Linked DNA regions of Mus musculus: region 1 is linked to region 2. A link is a loop called in an ENCODE intact Hi-C map of the cell type or tissue named here. Cell type or tissue: left cerebral cortex. All regions are shown on one strand. Links, peaks and the distances in the headings refer to the core of each region. The heading gives the core; the rest is flanking DNA. Region 1 holds the start of Mpv17l2 (MPV17 mitochondrial membrane protein-like 2). Region 2 holds the start of Arrdc2 (arrestin domain containing 2).

Region 1 (8,319 bases), core at 107-8,106, 78 kb after region 2:
TGGACCCCATACCTGCCCAGGGCGGATGGGCAGCAGGTTTTGTACGGTACATTTATTGATACGAATATGAAACATTGTACCTGTTGGCTGAGTGTCTTTGGGGACTGGAATTCCTAAACCCTGTTGCGAACGACAGACTTTGTCCTGCCAGTGGCCATGCCCCATACCCATGTCCTGGCCTGCCAGGGACCCTAAACCCAAGAACAGCCCCTCTTCTGCTGCCCCAGCTCCAGGGTGCTCGGACAGACACAAGCTGTGACGCCCATGTCGTCCTTAACTTCCTCATCAGGAAGAAAGGCAACAACCTCCCAGCCACCCAGGCGGGTGTCGCCTGTCCCTAGTCTCCCTGATTTGTGAGGGGAGACCAAGCTCTGGCCCTCTGCACACTTGCTGACCAGACCCCAGGATCTGTGCTCATTAGCAAAAGTCCTGCACTAGGGTAGGAACACATCAAGACTTAAGCCCATGAGTACTTTGCCAAGTGCTCCCATTCCCCCTCCAGCGCGTTTAGGCTCAGCTAGGACAGTAACGGACAGAACCCGTCCCTGACCCACTACCCTATGGGTTCAGTTGGCCTTGGTCCATGCTGCATCCTGCAAGTGACCTAAGACAAACAGCACCTTGTGACCCCAGAGCCTGGGAAGCTGAGGCACAATCACAAGCTTATTAGCTGGGGAGACAAATCAACAAAAGAGAAAACAAATGTTATCCGTACTCGTGGCCTCAGGGGTGGTCTCTGCCCAGCTTGCAGAGGGGTGAGGGTTGGAATCAAGACTTGGTTAGAACAGAACTCAGCATGTAGCCATCCCAAATCGCCATCCCCTCTAGCTTGCTGTCTCCTACACAGAAAACCCGGTTTTCTCACGCTTGGAGCTGGAACTTTTCCTGCTGGTGCTGCTGTTCTGTGGCCTGTCACTGCTCCAGGGACCCAGGGTTCAATTCTCAAACTGACTTGGTGCAGAGGCTCTCACAGCATGATCCTTTCCTGGCGACTCTATCCACAGTCATGTGTCACTAGCACCCCATTTCACAGACTGGGAAACCGCAGCTGATGGAAAAGGACAGTGTCTGGAGTCCAGGCACATCTCCAGTCTCACACTCAGTTGCTGGAAGCAAGTACCTCAGCTATGTCCTCAACCCAAGCCAGGGCCCAGAACCAGAGATGGGAAGTTGCCCTGCCTAAGCTAGCTTCTTTGCTGTGGCCTGAATCAGCGGAGGTGGGGGGATGTGCCGGGCGGGCGGGGCTGGCTTGCTGTGACCTGGAGTCATGGCAGTAAGAATTAGTGATGAGAATGTGTCACTCCCCCACCTCCGCTGGGCTCTGGGGAAGAACATGAGCCTCCTGTCCCTCGGTCTGGTCGTCACTGTCTGGAGTCCCCCTTCCCATGCCTGATCCAAAAACTTCACGTGACCAGACATGCTAGCCGCGGAGGACTGGAGGCTGGACAGAGTCTTGTGGCCTCGTGATTTGGGACCAGCACCTGGCTGGGGCGGAGCCTTCAGGAAAGGAGTCCCAGGGTTAGAAGGAGCCTGGATGGGGCGTGGACTTAGTGGGTGGGGCCTCCACTTGCTTAAAGTCTCCCGCCTTCCTGGCCTGACCAAGCAGTCCTGCCAGCTTTTTCCTCCGCAGCCATGTCCTGGTCTCCGATCCTACCATTTTTGTCCCTTCTGCTTCTGCTGTTCCCACTCGAGGTTCCCAGAGCAGCCACTGCGTCCCTTTCGCAAGCATCCTCCGAAGGCACAACCACCTGCAAGGTAGGGACCGCAACGCAGGAAGGGGCCCAGGGTCAGATGCCCGCCAGTCTGTCAGCTTAGGGACTTCTCTGCACTTATTCCGTGAACTCGTTTTGGGGAACTCCAATGTCTTCAGGGAAAGCTGTCACGCCCAGGGCCGCCACCCCTAATCCAGTCCCTGAACTCTGAGTACCGTGTCCACGTCCTTTCTCTTCCCCATCTCAGGTCTGAAAAATGCAGCTATCCCCTGCCCGCCTTGCCTGAGCATTTATCAACCACCTACCGGATATGTCTGAGTGAAGAGCTGAGGGATGGGCACGCGCACGGGGTGTGTGTATGTGTGTGAGGGGGGGTGTTCTGCTCCAGACCTGTTGAATCACTGTCTGGTCTCCACCCTCACACAATTCTTGTCGCTTACGGTGTGCGTTCCAGCCGAAGAAGAGAGGGGGCTAGCGTGCTTCTGACCTGGAGCAAACACATGCCCCGCACGCCTAGATCCTTGCTCAGACTCGGCCCGCCCTCCCCGGGGACCGGAAGTCTCTGCACGCATCAGGCACCTTCTGTGTCTAGTCGGGCATCAGACTGGGTGAAGTTTCCCTGGGTCCCTGGAGAGGAAGAATAGAGTCTTCGTGGGTGAAAGGCATCGCTGTGATGCGCAAAATTACAGAGGTGGGGAGGGAGGAGGGACGGAGAGAGATCAAGCGAGAGAGCATGTATTTGGCTTCAGAGTGTGCATCTCTGAACAGACAAAGCTGAGCGAGAGAGCAGCAACTAGAAATATGCATATCTTTTTTTTTTCTTTTACTTTATTTTACTTTATTTTGATTTGGTTTGGTTTTCTGTTTTGTTAATGGAGGGGACAGAGTCTCAGTGTAGGGCTGACTGTCCTGGAACTCACTATGTACAGCAGGCTGGCCTGGAACTCTTCCTCTGCCTCCCGGGTGCTAGTGTTGTCTTAGCACTTCCTGAATATAGTTAAAGATTGTGCATTCGCTGAGCACCTACTGTTTGAGAGCCTGTCAGGTTCCGTTTTGTAGATAAACTGTGATTGCGGAACAGGATCTAGAGTCTCGAAAACCTCAGAGGGGGAAAAAAAAGCCTGGCGGTGGTGGCGCACGCCTTTAGTCCCAGCAATTGGGAGGCAGAGGCAGGCAGATTTCTGAGTTCGAGGCTAGCCTGGTCTACAAAGTGAGTACCAGGACAGCCAGGGCTACACAGAGAAACCCTGTCTCTAAACCCCCCCCCCAAAAAAACCCTCAGAGGGCCCGGGATGTGGCTCACTGGGAGACTGCTCCCCCAACACGTGCAAAGAAACCTTTAGTCCCCAGTGCCACAAGGCTGAACGAACTATAAGGGTCTTGGCATAGGGCTGCCCTCTTCAGGGGTGACCGGGGCCATACCTCACCAGACACCTCTCTTCCTTTCAGGCCCACGATGTGTGCCTCTTGGGGCCACGCCCATTGCCCCCTTCACCACCTGTCAGAGTCAGCCTGTATTATGAGTCCCTGTGTGGAGCTTGTCGCTACTTCCTCGTCCGGGATTTGTTCCCAACCTGGCTGATGGTGATGGAAATCATGAACATCACCCTGGTGCCCTACGGGAATGCACAGGTACTGGGGGCGGGGCAAAGAAACTGAAGCAGGAGGGATGCCAAGGGACAGGAACACCTGGTCACCTGAGCTCACCAGGAACACCTAGTCACCTGAGCTCACCAAGATCCATTGCTATCTTGCAGGAGAGAAATGTCAGCGGTACGTGGGAGTTCCACGTGCCAGCACGGGGAGCTGGAGTGTAGACTGAACATGGTGGAGGTAAGCTGGAGTGCGGACCTGCGGTGAAGGGAGGCGGGATTGGCCACTTTCTCTGGACAACACTTGCCTGCCTCTCCAGGCCTGTCTGCTGGATAAGCTGGAAAAGGAGGCAGCGTTCCTAACCATCGTCTGTATGGAGGAGATGGATGATATGGAGAAGAAACTGGGACCGGTGAGTTGTTGGGTGGGAGGTTGTGCCGCCCTGGCTCCAATATCTAGGCAGGGGATCCATTCCTGAGCCACGCCCCAGGCCCTCACTAGGGGGGTTCTAGGCAGGGCTCCTCCCCAAGTCACACCCCTAGCCCTTGGCGTGACTTTCCCTCACGTAGTTTCTATACAGGAAAACCTTTAGGTCTATGAGCAAAGCCTGGGATCTTCACTATTTGTAGACACAAGACACAGGTGACAGGAGATAAGCCAGGCCGAGCCTGCTTCCCAGAGCATTGTGGGAAATAACGTCCAAAGGTTCACAGCTCTCCAATCACTACTGTGGCTTATCAAACAAACGTCAGGCCTCCCAGCCTCCTGGAGCCTGCGGGACACTCCCAGCCCGACTCCTTTGGTAGGACTGGAGAGTCAAGGAGCCTGAGCACCAAGGAGACACCAAGGAACAGTAGGGTGTTGCCAGCAGAGGGATCGGCATGTAAGGAGGCCCTGAGATAATGAGATACCAGGGGGCAGAGGCTGCAAATCCGGTGTTACTGGGAGGCAAGAGCACCCAAAGACTCAGCTTCAAGGAACCTCCACCCAGACGGACAGTGAGAGGGGAGAGGTCTGTCTGGGGCCACTTGGGGGCTGATGGCGAAATGACTGAACAATGTGTCCCCCTCTTCTCACAGTGCCTGCAGGTGTATGCTCCTGAGGTGTCACCAGAGAGTATCATGGAGTGCGCCACAGGAAAACGGGGCACACAGCTCATGCATGAGAATGCCCAGCTCACAGATGCCCTACACCCACCCCACGAGTATGTGCCCTGGGTGCTGGTCAATGAGGTAAGAACTCTCTAGCCAGCCAGGGCAGCACAGTCTGAGTTCAAAGCCCCAGAGTCATGTAAAAAGCATGGTGGTGTATTCCCCAGCACTGAGTGTTGCTACAGCAGTGACTCCAGGCTCGGTGGTTAAGAAAGCTGGCCCTCTTTGCAGATGACCTGGGTTTGAGTCCCAGCACCAGCTCCAGGGATCTACCGCCCTCTTGTGGCCGCCATGGGTACTACATAAACATTGTGTACACACATACTTGGGGGCAAAACATCCCTACACATGAATAAGATAAACAAATCTAAAAATAAGATTTTAATTAGAAAAAAGACACCAAAGCCAAAATAACAAAAGACAACAAAGATCCTCCATTTTGAGCTCTGGCCTCATACACAAGAGTCTTTGTCTGAAAGATCCCAAAGCAGAGTGACAGATCAGCCGCCCTGCCTAGGTCAGTACAAGTGAGAGTGTTCTGGAACTATCAGTGATCCCCCTACGTCAGCTCCCAGGCTCATTCCTCTTACCCAGCTGTGCTTACCCATGTCTCCTGTGATATGCAGAAACCTTTGAAGGACCCCAGCGAGCTCCTGAGCATAGTCTGTCAGCTGTACCAGGTAAGCTGGGCATGAATCATGGGGTTCATCTAGGGGGGTTGAGTCTCCCCAGAGGTCCCCCATTCCTAGCCTTTCATCCCCCTCCAGGGAACGGAGAAGCCAGACATCTGCTCCTCCATTGCCGACTCCCCCAGGAAGGTCTGCTATAAGTAAAGGCATAACCTCAAACTCGTCCCAGGAAAAACTGCCCAGCTTCTTCAAATTGCCAACCTGCAAGAGCTGCTGCCTCGCTATGAAAACCTTGCACATGTCCCACAAAGCCCAGACTCCAGACTTCTCAGAGACAAGGATCTTGCCTTATTTTCAAATGGTGCTAAATTTAAATTCATAGAATAAATCATCTATACTCCTGTGATTCCTTTTTCCTAGAGTTGGAGTTTGTGTTTTTGTCTTTAATGTGGAGCTGTAACCCAGGGTACTGCACCTGCTCAGCTCTCAATGCCCCAGACCCTAGAGTTCATCCCATCTGAAAAGCCAAAAAAATGCCAGTCTCTGGGAATTACTTTTTTCATTGTATAACAAAACACAAAAGCTACTTAAGGAAGGAAGGGTGTATGCTGGCTCACCTTGTGAGAGTCTATAGCCCATCTCCTATGTGTGTCTGTGTCTGTGTGTTTGTGTAAGTCCAGACAGGAGCTTGAAGTCACACTGTATGCAGTCAGGAGGCAAGCAGGCAAATGCTGATGCTCCACCCACTTCATCCTATTGGTGGGAGGGGTTGGGTGGAGACAGAATGTAGCCCTGGCTGTTCTGGAACTTGTTCTGTCCCCAAGTCCCTCAAACTCACAGAGATCCACTTGCCTCTGCCTCCTGAAAGATGAGACTAAAGGTGTGGGCAACCACTGCTCAGACACTTGCAACTTTTTAATTTGTCCAGAACTCTAGCACATAGGATGGTGCCACCCACATTCTGGGTCGGGGGAATCTTTTCACCTCAGCTAACAGTCTAGACCAGCTGCTCTCACCCTGTGAGTCCACACCCCTTGGGGGAGGTCAGACAACCCTTTCACAGCGGTCACATATCAGATATTTACAAATCATAACAGTAGCAAAATTACCTAACAACAAAACGTTATAGTCGGGGGTCAGCACAGCATGAGGAACTATATTAAAAGGTCATAGCATCAGGAAGGTTGAGAACCACTTTTCTAGACCAACCATCTCATATGCCCCCGGGGTTGTCTTCAAGGTGACTCTAGATCCTGTCTGATTGACAGAATTGACCTTCACACCTAAAGATGCCAAGGACCAGTTACCAATGAGTCCTCTGTCCAGGAAATGCAGAACCAATCCTGTCACTAGTTTAGTGAAGCCAGGATAGGCCAGGGGAGGAATGAAGACTGGAAGGATGGGATGTGTAGAGTCTATATAATGAGGATAGGCATTTTAGAATTGGGCTTTGAAGAATGAATAGGAGTTCCTTAGGCAGAACAGAAATTCATGGATAAACACGTAACTATAAAACCTATGATGGGGCAGAGACTTAAAGGGGGGTCGGGAGCATGTGTTTACTGTAGGAAATAAATAAGACTTTCCTGGAAAAGGCAGGTGAGATACTCGAAAACCTGGGCATCGGACAACAGTTTAGTGGCTTGTCTTGTGTATGGTTAAAGAATAAAGGAAGTAAGGATGTTTGTTTCCAGAGTGACACAAAGTTGCTGTGAAGAGATCAATACATGAATTTTGCATAATGAACTCCTATTCAGTCTTCGAAACGCAGAGGTGTGGCGCGGCGGTGGAGGCTGTAGCCTGGGCTGTATGAGCATAGGTCTCAAATAGCTGAGGTTAGACCGGTGTCTATGAACTTGCCTGAGCAGCTTCGCTGGCACAGGAGAGGTCACGCCAAGGTCAAGTCCAGCAGCTTTGCTAATGCCCCTCGCCCCGCCCATTCCCAGGAAGCTTTGTGGGCGAGGCGGCGAGGCGAGAGGCAGCCACCTACCATTGGTCAGCTCGGCTCAGGGGTGGGAGGCCCGCGAGACTCATGTGCGCTTGCCCATTGGTCCGCTGAGAGCAGAAAAGTGGGTAAAGCAAAATAGGACTTCCCGTGTTCGGCGTGAGCGGCCTGCCGCAACGCTTGAGGACGATTGGTCACTTCCTTTGAGAGGCGGAGCTTTGGGGTTTTGGATTGGTCCGTTCTGAATAGGGCGGTTCTTCGGCGGGGCATGTGATTGGCGCGGGCCCGGCGCTCGGCTGCCGCGGCTCCCTGGTGTCTGTAGCGGCGATGGCTCTGGGAGGCTGGCGCTGGGCTCGCAAGGCGTTGGCTGCGGGGCGCCCGCTGTTCCAGGGCCGCGCGCTGCTCCTCACCAACACACTGGGCTGCGGCGTGCTCATGGCCGCGGGCGATGGCGCGCGACAGGTCTGGGAAGTGCGCGCGCGGCCTGGACAGAGATTCAGCGCGCGGCGCTCAGGTGAGAGGGACCTGTGCGCGAACGAGAGGGACCCCCAGAGACCGAGCGGTCACCTGGACCGGGCACCCACCTTCCTGGGGCCTGTCAATCACTCTGGGACCTGGCACCCACTCTGATGGGTCCTGTCAGTCTCTCTGCACCTCGCCAGGAGGTTCTGCCATTGACTCTCCCTGTCCCGCAGCCAGCATGTTCGCCGTGGGCTGCAGCATGGGCCCCTTCCTACACTTCTGGTATCTGTGGTTGGACCGCCTCCTCCCCGCGTCGGGCCTACGAAGCCTCCCGAGTGTGATGAAGAAGGTGCTAGTGGATCAAACGGTGGCATCTCCCATTCTGGGCGTCTGGTACTTCCTGGGTAAGGAGCAGCAGGACTTTGAGAACTCAGAAGTTGTGATGGGCAGAGCCTGGTTTGTGCTTAGGGGAGTGCTGACGGGGCTTCTCTTCTATTTTTTCCCTCCCCCCCCCCAAGGTTTCTTTGTGTAGACCTTGCTGCCCTGGAGGAACTTGCTCTGAAGACCAGGCTGGTGTCAAACTCACATAGATCCACCTGCCTCTGCCTCCCGAGTACTGGGATTGCTTTGTTCTAGGAGGCATCATGTACTCTCGCTGCCTTGAGTTTGCTACCAACTGGTCAGTAGCCCAGTTTCCTGTCCCCATTTTGAGACAGAGACTCACATGTAGTCCCAACTGGCCTGAACATCTCTTTGTAGACCAGGCTGATTGTGCCTGCCTCGCCTCCCTGAGTGCTAGCATTAATGTGTGTCACCACTCCCAACTT
Region 2 (8,319 bases), core at 280-8,279:
ACCTCCAGCCCCTCACTGGGGGAGTTTAGGCAGAGACTCCACTTTCTAGTCCCATTCTACCCAGTAATGTCTTCAGAAGATATTAAATTCTTTGTTGTTTGTTTTTAAATATTTATTTATTTAATATGTACGTGAGTACACTGCTGCTGTCTTCAGCCACACCAGAAGAGGGCATCAGATCCCATTACAGGTGGTTGTGAGCCACCATGTGGTTGCTGGGATTTGATCTCAGGACCTCTGGAAGAGCAGTCAGTGTTCTTAACCACTGAACCATCTCTCCAACCTCCAACCTCCATTTTTTTTTTTTTGGAGTTTTTGAGACAGGGTTTCTCTGTGTAGCCCTGGCTGTCCTGGAACTCACTTTGTAGACCAGGCTGGCTTTGAACTCAGAAATCCACCTGCCTCTGACTCCCAAGTGCTGGGATTAAAGGTGTGTGCCACCACTGCCCGACCTTTTTGTTGTTTTTAAGACAGTGTGACATGTAGCCCAGTCTATCCTGGAATTCACTGTGTAGCCAGGGACAACTTAGAATTCCTGATCCTCCTGCCTTGTAGCTGCCTGCAGCTACACGAACCGGGTTCCTGAATCGGAGGCTGGGGCTGTATGGGAGGAAATGGTGAGAGAAATAACGAGACCAAGACAAGATACTGATCAAGGCCCAAAGTTTACTTAAGAGTCTGAGCTTATAAAGGTGAAAGGGCCATCCTCCAACACTCCAGGTTCTCCTTGCTCTGCCGCCAGGCTGTCAGTACTTGGTGGCCAGGCTGTTGCTTATTCAGGATCGGCTCAGGAAGACAGGTTCAGCCTGTCAGCAGGCAGCAGCATCTTGGAGAAGAGCACAGAGGGGGCAGAACACTAGACCTAGCTATGTCTCGGAAGTCTCCACCCCAGGTGGTCCCCTTCACAGTGGCAGAACAGGTCTGAGCCAGCCTGCTCACCGCTGGGGGACGCTACACTGCCTCAGCTTCTAGAGTTCAGAAGTCATAATGGTTCATTTCACATAGTTTACTCCAGTACTCACATGGCTGCAGGAGGATGATTGCTTCAAATTCAAGGACAGCCTGGAGACTGTCTCAAGAAATACACACATACATATAAATAAAAACCAACCAAACAAATAAAGCCAAGCTGGGTCTGGCGGCACAAACCTTTAATCCCAGGTCTCTGGCTTCTGAGTTTGAGGCCAGTCTGGTCCAGGTAGGGAGTTCCAGGCCAGCCAAGGCTACATGGTTATTTATGCCCTGTCTCAATAAATGAATAAACAAACAAACAATACCAGAGAGGGCTATGAGCTAACAGTTATGGGTGTCTTCAAATGTCACATCCTGGTTTCTGGACAAGTAGGGACAGGTAAGCTACAGTCTGGGCAAAGCCATGGTGGCCCAAAGAAGAAAACCATTCTCTAGCTCCATCTGAGCCTGACATGTTCACCAGCTCCCTGGCGGCCTGTGTTGGGACTCTGCACCTCTGGCGCCCCCTGCTGGTCACACAGCCGGCGAGCTGCTGGAACAAAAACTGCTCAGTCCCCTGCTCTTTAATCCTCATGCTGGCCCCTACTGTCCTTAGCCCTCTGCCCTCAGCCATCTCCTGGTCCCTCCCTTTATCACTCGGTCTGTCTCTCCATCTCTGTAGGCACAGAGCATCGCATATGAGGTGGTGTCAGAGCTGCAGGCCCAGCAGGAGGAGTTGGAGGCACGCCTAGCCGCCTTGGAGAGCCGACTGGATGTCCTGGGTGCCTCCCTGCAGGCTCTACCAGGCCTTATAGCCCAAGCCATATGCCCTCTACCACCACCCTGGCCTGGGCCTGGTCACCTGGCCACAGCCACCCAGAGCCCACAAAGCCACTGGCTGCCCACCATGGGATCAGACTGTGGGTGATGGCTGCTGACCGCTAGACTGCTCCATCTCAGCCATCGTGTGGCCACAGCTAGCTCCTTGCCGTTTTGGACCTCCGGACTACTGCATTTAGAAGCTTGGGTGAACTGAGCCGACTGGACTGGCACTCATCCTTCTGAGGCTGGGCCACAGGATCCAGGTCCCCTTAGCTGTCCCAGGCCCCAGGAGGGCAAGGAGTAGTAGCAGGGGCCTCAACATTTCTAAGTAAATCAGGAGCTTCCAGCCCGCTTTCTGTTGACATGCAGGGGGCTGCAAACATCTCCCCAGAGGAGGTAGATGACCCCACCTGGGGATTCCTTAATGGACGGGGACAGACGTGGAAAGTCACTGCACATGCATTGAGTATCTACTGTATACAGGGACTGAAACAATGGCTTTTCTTCAGGATCTATCTAACTGGAGTAAGATACAAACAAATGAGAATTCAGAGAGGTGAGGCCACTTGCCTGTAGCCACACAGCAATGGTCTGAGGCAAACACACTTGTTAAACAGCATAAGCGGATAGATTCTACTTGGGGATCCTGATGTCAAAGTAAGGACACACGGGAGGGTGAGAGGCCAGGGTTACAGACGAGCAGAGTCACCACGGTCACTTCAGACCTTAGGCTTCAGACTTTGGGTACTTGGGGAACACTGAGACACCTCACAGGCATGGGCGGCTTATCAAGAGCAGCCTAAGTCACAGTGTCCTCTGATCAGACTTTCAGCCACCTGTCTTGGGAGATAGTGGACCTGTGTGGGAACCCAGAGGCCCAGTTTGGATTCTATAAGTTTGTGGGGTGGAGCTCTGGGGTGGACCTGGGCAGGCTTTATTCCCCTGCTGCTGTGGGAAACAGGCCTAACCCAACCCCCACACGGGTCAGACAGTAGGTGCTCAATAAATACCCCCTCCTTCCTAAGACTGCCCATGAGGGCTTGGGAAACATGGACCCATCCTGCCCCTTCTGAGCCCAGTATTAGCTCCTGTCCATCAGGAAGGGGACTGAGATCAAAACAGGTCCAGAAGAAATAAACAAGGCAGGTCAATGTGACACATGCCTTTATTCCTAACACCTAGGAGGCAAAGGCAGGTGGGTTGCAGTGTATACAGTGTAAGACGTGGGGTGGCACAGAAATAAACAAGGCTGTAGGTGACTTGGGATTCTGGTGAAACATTTGGGCGTGGAGGACAACAGGGTCCTTCAGATTCCAACTGCGCGCTGCGTGTTTCTAAGGTCTGTGCATCACCGGGAGGCGGGCTGGGGCTAAATGAGAGTATAAAATGGCCTGGCGTGGTGCAAGCCTTTACTCCCAGCATTTGGGAGGCAGAGGCAGGCGGATTTCTGAGTTCGAGGCCAGCCTGGTCTACAAAGTGAGTTCCAGAACAGCCAGGGCTATACAGAAAACCAAAAAGAAAGGGAGGGGGGGAAGGACGGAGGGAAGGAGGGAGAGAGAGAGAATAAAACGCAGTTGTGAGGCCACAGATCGCCTCGGTCAGAGGACACATTTTCCCTGCCCCGGACTTAATAATCAACGTCATGGAGTAGGAAGTCCGGGTGTCTAGGGACCCGGTTCGTGGGACATGCAGCTGGGCTCCCTGCGCAGCTTCGGGCGCCGCGGGGGTCGGGGGCAGCGGCTGCCAGGCTGGTGATGTTCCAGGCAGCCGCACTGCTGCATGTGCAAGCACCTGAGGTGGTGGTGCGCGGTTGGAGCGCAGCGTAGGCGTGAACGCCGTGGCCAGTGACTTCACCGCAGCCAAGACAACCTGTGACACCAGCAGATGTTACTTCCAGGTGAGCTCGCAGAAGCAGTAGACACTCAGGAAGCTGAGGCAGGTGGATTTCCAGAAGCTCAAGGCCAGCCAGAGCTACACAGAGAGACCCTTTCTCAAGACTTTTCTTAAAAAGTTAGATGTGGCTGCACATATCTGTCATTCCAGCACTGGGGAGCTGAGGCAGGAGGATCAGGGCCTCATAATTTGAGGGTAGCCTGAGCTAACATATACTGTCACAAAAATCATAAGGGCTCCCAGAGTTAGGATTTCACATAGGGACGCCCATCTATCCTGGATGAAGTCCTCCTGCCTGGACTATGTCCCTATTTCAGGCCTGTGACAACCTAGAAATAGAGGTTGACAGTGGAACACTCCCAATTAAAGCAGGGGATTCAGGATCTGTGGAAACCCAGGATGGGCTAGAGAGTCTCCTGTTTAGGACCTCCAGGTGAGGGGGTCCCGATTCTCAAAGAAGCTTCTCGTGTGTGCACCCCGAATTCTGTCTCAGTTTACCTTGCCTTGTCTGCTACTCTGGGTCTGTCCCTGAAGTGGGGGCGGGTCTGATGGTGTTTGTGGATAGGAAGGGAATCTCTCCCACTGGGAAGGAGCCTGTGGCAGACTGCAATGGAAGACATTCCACTGTGAATCCGGGTCATAACCCCTCCCAGTTCACTTATGAGACCCCTAGGGCATTCCTATCCCTGAGCCTTGCTGTGTGCCTGCAGGGCAGATGTGGTGTCTCTGGGCTCCCTGCCCCTCACTCACTCACTCAGCTAAGCCAGGCTTCACTATGCCGGACCGTGAAATAGGCAGGTCAGAAGCGGGGCCCCACATCTGCTTCCAGCTGCTCTAAACAGATAAATCCTCAGTTGGATGAAGGAAGTCAGCGTCTGTCCAGTGGGCCAGGAAGAGACCCCGTTGAAACTTTTTTCTCCAGGTGACTCAAAGGAAATCCTGAAGCCACCCAGACTTTCACTGAGGACTTCCTCTAACACACACGGGGTGGGGTGGGGTTGGGTGGGGTGTGACTTACTCCGTGACTCCAGGCGAAGGCCAAACCCTCTCTCTGGTCTCCGAGACTTATCTGTGTGGTACACTCACTCTGGGAGGGGGCGTCTTCAATTCCCGCACTTTTCTTTAGTCCAAGACCTGTGGGACTTCTCTGGTCCTCCAGGCCGCCTTGTCCTCTCCAGGCTGCGGGCAGGGGGTGCTGCAGCCTGGTTCATAAGGCTGTGAACCTGTGTTCGTTCACACAGCTGGGCTCAGGAGTGAATACGAGCCGCAGTACATCCCATGTCCACCAGGGGGTGCCCGTGTCTACAAATGCCGGGCAGGTTTCCCTGCAGGAGCAATTCTTCCTGTTACATTCCAGAAGGGTCTCCCTATCCCCAGGTACACTGCAGCCCTTGACTCAAAATATCAGAGTCTCCTGGATTTGCTGCCTATGCACGGCAATCCCTTTCTGGATCTGAGGGACTAAGTTCCCCTAGGCCTTATGGAAGTGGAAATTGAGGCACATCCTCCTTGTCCCTTGCCAGGGTCCTTTAGGTTGAATGGGGGTGCCCAATGCGGGGGGGGGGGGAAAGGACCAACACTTCCCTGTCCCCACCAATTCGCATCGCCGGAAACAATGGGCCTGAAAAAAGGTGCCCCAGATAGGTCTGCAGGCGGCAGCGAGTTGATGATTAAGCTGGGAGGTTCTGGCCTAGTGGACACACCTGCGAACCCAGCATCTAAGAGGCTGACACCGGAGTTCCATTGCCTTGAGTTCCCGGGCAGCCTGGGTTACAGTGTGAGATCCTGTCTGAAAACATAAGAAAAAGCCAGGCCGGGCAGGAGAGATGGCTCAGTGGCTAAGAGCACAGACTGCTCTTCCAGAGATCCTGAGTTCAATTCCCAGGAACCACACAGTGGCTCACAGCCATCTGTAATGGCTCTCTTCTGGTGTGTCTGAAGACAGCTACAGTGTACTCATATACATATACAAATAAATAAATCTTTTTTTTTTTAAGTTTAAGAAACAGTCAGGTACTAAGGCAAACGCCTATCAAGTCAGCTCTGGAAGACTGGTGGAGGATGGCAAATTCAACATCGGGCTTGGTTAGAGTACGAGATGCATTGGAGGCTATGTGAGACTTGGCCTCAGAAGAAAATAAAGCTTTCGGGTTCAGAAATCCGATTTGAGCTTTAATTCCAGCACTCGGGAAGCAGTGGCAACCTCGCCTCTATGAGTTCAAGGCCAGCCTGGTCTACACAGTGAGTTCCAGACTAGCCAAGGGAACACAAAACTACTGGCCAATCTTGTAAACAGAAGCAGGGGGACTGTCTCAAGTCCCAGGTAAGTTTGGGCTACATGAGAACCCGTCTCAAAAAGCAACAGAAAAAAAAAATAGTGACAGTTGTCACGCTGGGTGACTAAGACCAGTTTCCCTATTCCTGGGCTTCCTTGTTTGTGTATTTGCGAGACCTAAGGCGGCAGAGCCGCGCTGCAGCACCTCCCACTTAGGCTCCGGTTCAGAACCAAGCAAGGGTTATTTTGTCTGGAGCCTCGTGAGGCCACGCCCCACCGCGCTATTGGTGAAGTTCTTTCCGGTAGGCGAGGCTTTCTCTAACGCCCCGCCCCGCCCCGCCCCTCGATGCTACTGACTTTCTCGCAGGAGCTGATTTTGCCCCCTCAGACCACGCCCTTCACACGCTATTGGCCTGGTCCCTTGTAGGGGGGGGAGCTTTCTATCAGGCCACCGCCCTCGTGGAGCCTTTGGCCTAATTCTCTCAGCAGAACCAGGCTTTTTCAGGCCCCGCCTCCTCAGCGCGCTATTGGTGGAGTCTTCTCCTGAAGGTGTGGCTTTCTCCTCAGGCCATTCCTTCGCCGCGCTATTGGCCTAGTCTTTTCTGGGGTCCCGTTCCCTACTGCTGTGTTTGCGGAGTCTCTTCCGGTAGGTGCGGTCTTCTCCTCAGGCCCCGCCCTCCAACCGTCCTATAAGTGCGACGCAGCTGCGGGTCCCCAGCGGTCTTCCGTCCTGTTGTCCCGCTTGTGTGTGTACGTAGTTCGAGCCCGCTGCGTTCGCAGTCTCTAGCTCTTTCTTTTCGCGGGTTCGAGCACCTGGCCGATCTCTTTTTTGGGTTCGCGACCGTCACCGCAATGCTGTTCGATAAGGTGAAGGCGTTCGTAGTAGAGATAGACGGGGCGCGCACGGGCACCGAGCCCGTGTTCCACGGAGGCCAGGCCGTGGCAGGCCGGGTACTGTTGGAGCTTGCGGGCGCGGCACGCGTGGGCGCGCTCAGGCTGCGCGCTCGGGGCCGCGCGCGCGCGCACTGGACGGAGTCGCGCAGCGCGGGCTCCAGCACTGCTTATACTCAGAGTTACAGCGAGCGCGTGGAAGTCGTGAACCACCGCGCCACGCTGCTCGCGCCAGGTACGGGCTGGGGACCTTTTGGGGCGCACCGAGCATGCGATTCCCAGGCCTACGTCCGCTGAGCCCCGGGTCTTGTTCCTAGACTCGGGGGATATCGCCACGCTTCCCGCTGGACGCCACGAGTTTCCCTTCAGCTTCCAGCTGCCTATGTAAGCCCCACTGTCGCCTTCTGGCTGGGCATCTAGGGTTCCCTCAGCCCTGACTTCTCGGGACATCCCTCTTGTATGCCCTTCACCCCACTATCTCCTGATAGTGATCCTCTGATTACCCACTCTTGCCACCCCAGCTCCCTGGTGACATCCTTCGAGGGCAAACACGGCAGCGTCCGCTATTCCATCAAAGCCACTCTGCACCGGCCATGGGTCCCTGCACGCTGCGCCCGGAAGGTGTTCACTGTCATTGAACCTGTGGACATAAACACACCTGCCCTGCTGGCAAGTGGCTGCCCCATGGGGGTTGGGGTCCAGCCTGGCTGCTTGACACCTTTTAGATTTGAGGGTCTCAAATGACCTCTGTAACAGGGAGCCAGGAGTTAGTGGTGAGTTTAAAACCCACTATAGGTAAGTGCAAATTCTGAGGGTGCTCACCTGCTGTGTGCCTCTGGGAAGGTATCTTGCTCTTTCCCAGCCTCAGATACCCCATTTGGAAAGCAGGATATGATAGGGCTATTTTTGTTTTTGTGTTTGCTTTTGTCTTTACTGGTTTTGGGTTTTGCTTTATTTCTTTTTCTTTTCTTGTTTGTTTTTGTTTTTTGTTTTGTTTTGTTTTGGTTTTTTTGAAACAGGGTTTCTCTGTATAGCCCTGGATGTCCTGGAACTCACTTTGTAGATAAGGCTGGCCTCGAACTCAGAAATCTGCCTGCCTCTGCCTACCAAGTGCTGGAATTAAAGGCATGTGCCACCACTGCCCGACTTTTTTTTTTTTTTTTAATTTTAGAAAGGTCTCTCTCTGTGTAATCCTGGCTGGTCTGAGATTCACTGAGTAGACCAGGCTGGCCCTAACTAAGCCCATAGAAATATACCTGCTGGGACTAAAGATAGGTGCCACCACATCTAGTCTTGTTTTTATTATTTATTTACTTATTTTGTTTTTTTCAAGACAGGGTTTCTCTGTGTAGCCCCGGCTGTCCTGGAACTCACTCTGTAGACCAGGATGGCCTTGAACTTAGAAATCTGCCTGCCTCTGCCTCCCAAGTGCTGGGATTAAAGGCGTGCGCCACCACGCCTGGCTTATTTTTAATTTTTATTCAACT

Evidence for each region. Peaks named below come from ENCODE experiments on the same cell type or tissue, not always from the same donor. Only the 100,000 strongest peaks of a DNase experiment are listed, where the experiment ranks them.
Region 1: it touches region 2 in a loop (5-fold over the local background); 19 of 42 quality-filtered maps call a loop at or near these places.

Annotation. Positions count from the first base shown.
Region 1 is chr8:70,759,945-70,768,263 of GRCm38, reverse strand. It overlaps Mpv17l2 (MPV17 mitochondrial membrane protein-like 2), which reads left to right and starts at 7,343. Exons shown (of 5, transcript NM_183170.2): 1 at 7,343-7,544; 2 at 7,726-7,896. The coding sequence starts at 7,358. Ifi30 (interferon gamma inducible protein 30) reads left to right here and starts at 1,601. Exons shown (of 8, transcript NM_023065.3): 1 at 1,601-1,755; 2 at 3,162-3,344; 3 at 3,470-3,499; 4 at 3,501-3,545; 5 at 3,625-3,717; 6 at 4,385-4,537; 7 at 5,083-5,136; 8 at 5,224-5,491. The coding sequence starts at 1,633. The coding sequence ends at 5,289. 6330537M06Rik (a long non-coding RNA gene) reads right to left here and starts at 7,149. Exons shown (of 2, transcript XR_003947402.1): 1 at 7,076-7,149; 2 at 689-2,339. Pik3r2 (phosphoinositide-3-kinase regulatory subunit 2) reads left to right here. Exons shown (of 16, transcript NM_008841.3): 16 at 1-88. In left cerebral cortex, for the core only: a CTCF peak has its summit at 4,737 (motif pointing left); DNase peaks (open chromatin) are centred at 2,121, 4,711, 7,203, 7,731 and 1 more place; H3K4me3 peaks cover 2,554 bases; H3K27ac peaks cover 1,453 bases.
Region 2 is chr8:70,837,876-70,846,194 of GRCm38, reverse strand. It overlaps Arrdc2 (arrestin domain containing 2), which reads left to right and starts at 6,475. Exons shown (of 8, transcript NM_027560.1): 1 at 6,475-7,067; 2 at 7,150-7,216; 3 at 7,354-7,501. The coding sequence starts at 6,794. Kcnn1 (potassium intermediate/small conductance calcium-activated channel, subfamily N, member 1) reads left to right here. Exons shown (of 10, transcript NM_032397.3): 10 at 1,634-3,031. The coding sequence ends at 1,879. In left cerebral cortex, for the core only: CTCF peaks have their summits at 1,474 (motif pointing left), 4,949 (motif pointing right) and 7,235; DNase peaks (open chromatin) are centred at 1,469, 4,951, 5,499 and 6,470; H3K4me3 peaks cover 1,384 bases; H3K27ac peaks cover 1,709 bases.